2 separate regions of the Homo sapiens genome follow, and region 2 is linked to region 1. Evidence: chromatin loops called from intact Hi-C (ENCODE). Cell type or tissue: endothelial cell of umbilical vein. All regions are shown on one strand. Links, peaks and the distances in the headings refer to the core of each region. The heading gives the core; the rest is flanking DNA. Region 1 has its middle 63 kb from the start of DNAJB6. Region 2 overlaps LOC102723795 (a long non-coding RNA gene).

Evidence for each region. A loop is a pair of places that touch in the nucleus more often than their neighbours do. Peaks named below come from ENCODE experiments on the same cell type or tissue, not always from the same donor. Only the 100,000 strongest peaks of a DNase experiment are listed, where the experiment ranks them.
Region 2: it touches region 1 in a loop (8-fold over the local background); 7 of 110 quality-filtered maps call a loop at or near these places.

Annotation. Positions count from the first base shown.
Region 1 is chr7:157,272,251-157,275,166 of GRCh38, reverse strand. No RefSeq gene overlaps it. Among named protein-coding and RNA genes, the nearest start is that of DNAJB6, 63 kb to the left of the region's middle. RefSeq lists enhancers at 1,814-2,583, 2,898-2,916, 2,584-2,916. In endothelial cell of umbilical vein, for the core only: a CTCF peak has its summit at 1,420 (motif pointing right); a DNase peak (open chromatin) is centred at 1,426.
Region 2 is chr7:156,907,614-156,910,529 of GRCh38, reverse strand. The region is part of intron 3 of LOC102723795 (a long non-coding RNA gene); the gene reads right to left. Among named protein-coding and RNA genes, the nearest start is that of LMBR1, 16 kb to the right of the region's middle. In endothelial cell of umbilical vein, for the core only: a CTCF peak has its summit at 1,454; a DNase peak (open chromatin) is centred at 1,439.

The DNA of each region.
Region 1 (2,916 bases), core at 232-2,731:
TGTGCTGGACACTTCAGGTCAAGGAGTCACCCAGCATGTGTCCTTTTGTATCTAACGTCCCTGAGGCGCACCCATGCTGCTGTGTATCACACTTCCTTTTACTTACTATTATTATTATTTTTGAGACAGAGTCTCAATCTGTCGCCCAGGCTCGAGTGCAGTGGCGCAATCTCGGTTCACTGCAAGCTCCGCCTCCTGGGTTCACACCATTCTCCTGCCTCAGCCTCCTGAGTAGCTGGGGCTACAGGCGCCCGCCACCACGCCCGGCTAATTGTTTTTGTATTTTTAGTAGAGACGGGGTTTCACCGTGTTAGCCAGGATGGTCTTGATCTCCTGACCTCGTGATCTGCCCGCCTCGGCCTCCAAAAGTGCTGGGATTACAGGCGTGAGCCACCGCGCCTGGCCCACACTTCTTTTTACGACCAAGTCCTATTCCACTGCACAGAGGGACCACATAATGTTTATTCCTTCCTCAGCTGATGAACACTTGTGTGTTTCCATCCTTTGGCGATCGTGAATAAGGCAGCTATGAACATTTGTGTACAAGTCTGTGTGTGGACAAAGGTTTTCACTTTTCTTTGAGACAGAGTTTCACACTGTGGCCGGTTGGAGTGCAGTGGTGCCATTCATAGCTCACTGCAGCCTCGACCTCCTGGGTTCAAGCGATCCTCCTGCCTCTGCCTCCAGAGTAGCTGAGACCACAGGCGTGCACCAACCATGCCCTGCTAACCTTTTTATTTTTTGTAGAGATGGGGTTTTGCCATGTTGCCCAGGCTGGTCTCAAACTCCTGGCCTCAAGCGATCCACCTGCCTTGGCCTCCCAAAGTGCTGGGATTACAGACATGAGCTCGGGTGCCTGGCCAGGTTTCCCTTCTCTACTGTAAACCTAGTAGAAACTGCTGGCTTGCTGCTGTGTGTGTAACATTTGAGGAACTAAGGCAATGGGATGTTAAACTTTAACATTTCTGCTGGGCACAGTGGCTCACGCCTGTAATCCCAGCACTTCGGGAGGCCAAGGTGGGCGGATCGCCTGAGGTCAGGAGTTTGGGACCACCCTGGCCAACATGGCAAAATCCTGTCTCTATTAAAAATACAAAATTAGCTGGGCGTGGTGGCGGGTGCCTGTAATCCCAGCTATGTGGGAGGCTGAGGCAGGAGAATTGCTTGAACCCAGGAAGCAGAGGTTGCAGTGATCCAAGATTGCACCACCGCACTCCAGCCTGGGCAACAAGAGGGAAACTCCATCTCAAAAACTTTAACATTTCTCTTAAAAGGTCAGCTTTATATTGCTATTTTATTAGCCACTTCCTGATGAGGAGACACAAGCAGTGCAAGCCTGCTGACTCTGGTTGCGGGGGCAGGCACCCGGGTGAAGATCACCTTCCAGAGCGCCGGGCGCCCTTCCACACGCAGTGCCCACTCCTGACCACCAGATGGAGCCCACGCACTGCCCAGGACCACGAAGCCGACCCGGGGTCTGGAGCAGGCCAGGCAGGCACTTGCTGGACACGTGGGCAGCTGCCCGCAGTGGGACCACCAGAAAGGCGGTGCCTGGGCGGCCTGCACCGGGCGCCCACTCCTACCCTGAGCTAGGGCCGGCTGGCAGCCGCAGGGAGGCTCTCGTGAGAAAAATGGGGGTCCAAGAATTGAGGGTAGGAACCATACAGGGGCTAACTTGAAATTTACCTTAGTTAGCAAGACTGTTCTCCATAGATGTAGCAAATCCATGCACTCAACCAGTATTTACTGAGCATCTGCTGTGTGCAAGGCGTTATTCTACATGCTTGGTAAACAGCAGTTTACTAACCTCCCACCCTCCATGAAACTTACATGGTGGGGGAGAAAGGAAGTAATAGGTGAGTGAAGTACATGGTGTATTAGATGAAAATCAGCACTCTAGAGAAAGATACCAATAAGAGAGGATGGATGTGCTGAGGTCAGGGGGGCTGTGTTTTAAATAGGGTGTGGCAGGGGAGGTGGCACTGGGCAATAAACTGCTGTACAACACGAGATCAGCCATGCGCCACAGCACAGCACACATCCCAGGGCCCCAAGCCGGGGAGGGGCGCGGTCTGATGGCACCAGGGGCGAATGACAGGGTCTCAGCTCTCCCTGAGCTGGGGACACACTGGAAGGTCTTGCCCAGAGTGTCATGAACTGACTTGAGGTCAGGGTCACTTTGGCAGTGGGCAGGAACTGAGGACGGAGGACACTTTGCTGCAATTCTAAGCCAATGGCTTGGGACAGGGAGGGGCAGAGAAAGCGGCAGGAAGGCCTCAGGTGTTGTTGGGAGGGTCTGTGATGCAGTGGTAGGTGTTGAGTGGGAGAAGGCCAGGCTGACCTGAGGAGGGCCAGGTGCCTAGGGACAGCCCGCGTGTCGGGAACATAGAACGCAGTCCGGACTGGAGTCTCACGTCTGGCTCCGGGCTGCAATTAGCCTCTAGAACCCATCATTAGCTTATAACTGAGGGCCTTATTTTATGTTCAAAATACTGAGCTGAAGATCTCTTGACACCAGTTTTACGGTTCAGATAGGAGCTCCCAGCACCAGCCTCATCTTCCCTGACCCCCGACTGGGCAAAAGCAAACGTAGAGGCTCGAAGGGCTGTGGGCCAGGCCACAGCCGAGCAGTCGGCAGCTGTGCCACAGACCATCCTCCATGGAGCCTGGATGGCACGTACAGCTGGAGGTTCCGGCCCAGGTGCTGCGGGTATCAGGACTCCCTGGAGCACCAGAAATGAACTCCAGGCAAATCAGCTGGAATGCCCTGCAACTCCCAACCTAGAAGTTTTTAACATTGAAAGGATTTTTTGAGACTGTCTAATTGTTTTCCAGAAATCACCTGTGAAGGATTATCCAGGACACTATAAAAAATACAGACTGCTAAGCCCCAACCCCTAGAGACACAATGGCCTT
Region 2 (2,916 bases), core at 328-2,827, 360 kb after region 1:
CCTAAAACCATAAAAACCCTAGAAGAAAACCTAGGCATTACCATTCAGGACATAGGCATGGGCAAGGACTTCAATTCTAAAACACCAAAAGCAATGGCAACAAAAGCCAAAATTGACAAATGGGATCTAATTAAACTCAAGAGCTTCTGCACAGCAAAAGAAACTACCATCAGAGTGAACAGGAAACCTACAAAATGGGAGAAAATTTTTGCAACCTACTCATCTGACAAAGGGCTAATATCCAGAATCTACAATGAACTCAAACAAATTTACAAGAAAAAAAAAACAACCCCATCAAAAAGTGGGCAAAGGATATGAACAGATGCCTCTGAAAAGAAGACATTTATGCAGCCAAAAGACACAAGAAAAAATGCTCATCATCACTGGCCATCAGAGAAATGCAAATCAAAACCACAATGAGATACCATCTCACACCAGTTAGAATGGCAATCATTAAAAAGTCAGGTAACAACAGGTGCTGGAGAGGATGTGGAGAAATAGGAACACTTTTGCACTGTTGGTGGGACTGTAAACTAGTTCAACCCTTGTGGAAGTCAGTGTGGCGATTCCTCAGGGATCTAGAACTAGAAATACCATTTGACCCAGCCATCCCATTACTGGGTATATACCCAAAGGACTATAAATCATGCTGCTATAAAGACACATGCACACATATTTTTATTGTGGCACTATTCACAATAGAAAAGACTTGGAACCAACCCAAATGTCCAACAATGATAGACTGGATTAAGAAAATGTGGCACATATACACCATGGAATACTATGCAGCCATAAAAAATGATGAGTTCACGTCCTTTGTAGGGACATGGATGAAATTGGAAATCATCATTCTCAGTAAACTATCAGAAGGACAAAAAACCAAACACCGCATGTTCTCACTCATAGATGGGAACTGAACAATGAGAACACATGGACACAGGAAGGGGAACATCACACTCTGGGGACTGTTGTGGGGTGGGGGGAGGGGGGAGGGATAGCATTAGGAGATATACCTAATGCTAAATGACGAGTTAATGGGTGCAGCACACCAGCATGGCACATGTATACATATGTAACTAACCTGCACATTGTGCACATGTATCCTAAAACTTAAAGTATAATAATAATAAAAAAAATAAAAAATAAAAAAAGAAAAATTAATGTAAAGAAAAATTAAGTGTAAAGTAGGATGAATAACATCACCTCTGGTCCAAAATATCCCATACTCTAATTCATGATGGCACTCAAGACCTGGAGGCCTTTCAAGAAAAGAGATGGCTCCAAGGCCCCAGGAGCAGGGGAGAACGAATCATGATCCGCCTGTGTTCCGTACGGTGCGGTGTGTGACCCGCGCGCGTTCCGCATGGTGGGGTGTGAGATCCGCGCGCGTTCTGCACGGTGGCCCGGCCTGGCGCAGTGAGTCGCCGGCGTTCCGTGTGGCCTCAGCGCCCCCTAGCCCCGCTGGCGCTCAGGCCGCATTGCAGCAACTTCCCAGGAACACATAGGAGCACCTTCCCTCTAGCAGGCAGAGTAAGTATGAGGACAGGTGGAGGTCAGCACGAACTCCAGCCCTTGTCCCCGGGAGAGAGACCCCCAACTACTGTTCATGTGTGTGTGGTGTTTTTTTTTTGTTGTTGTTGTTGTTTTTTAACACTGCAAGCCCAGGCACATACTGCTCACATCAGACAAATGCTGTTGGTAAAGCAAGCAAGCACGCCTGTGCATGGTTATTGCATTGAAGTCTATTTATTTATTTGTTTATGAGACGGAGTCTTGCTCTGTCACCCAGGCTGGAGTGCAGTGGCACGATCTTGGCTCACTACAACCTCTGCCTCTTGGGTTCAAGCGGTTCTCCTGCCTCAGCCTCCCAAGTAACTGGGATTACAGGCACAGGCCACCATGCCCGGCTAATTTGTATTTTTAGTACAGATGGGTTTCGCCATGTTGGCCAGGCTGATCCTGAACTCCTGACCTCAGGTGATCAGCCCCCGCCTCGGCTTCTCAAAGTGCTGGGATTATAGGCGTGAGCCACCGCGCCTGGCCTACATAAGCCATTTCTATGAATCTGTTACTGTGGACTCACAGTCATTGTCTGCAAAAAGTATTTCCTGAGAACCACTGAGAGAAGTATGTTTGGAGCTGCATAGAAGAATCACAGCGCAGGCCGGGCACAGTGGCTCACACCTGTAATCCCAGCACTTTGGGAGGCTGAGGCGGGCAGATCACGAGGTCAGGAGTTCGAGACCAGCCTGACCAACATGGTGAAACCCCATCTCTACTAAAAATACAAAAATTAGCTGGGCATGGTGGCAGGTGCCTGTAATACCAGCTACTCGGGAGGCTAAGGCAGGAGAATCGCTTGAACCCGGAAGGCGGAGGTTGCAGATTGCACCATTGCACTCCAGCCTGGGCGACAGAGCGAGACTCCATCTCAAAAAAAAAAAAAATAAATAAATAAATAAAAATAAAAAATAAAAAGAAATCACAGTGCATGGTCTCTGCCCTTAGAGAATCATGCTACGCTTAGGAAGACAAACCAAATGCGTAAAAAGAGAGGCAAGGATAGGAACTTCTTATTGTGTCATACAGCATATTAAACCACAAAGCAACATGAGGTTCTCAGGCTAATGGTTTGTTTGTGTTTGTCATGGAAACCTTCCGAGAAAGCAAACTCTTAGGAAATTAGGAAGCCATGCACAGACTGAATGATTTTTCTGCATCCTGCCAGGTCACAAAACCTACCATGTCTCCTACCACAATTGGTAAGCAGTTGCCGGATGTGGATTTTTATATCCTAATGATTTGCTAATAAATTTACAAATGAGTGCAGTGTAAAAGCATGTCAGAGCATCCCAACAGCATTCTACATCTTGCTTTTAAAGTTTATGTCATGGAGATTATGGAACTGACTTCCTG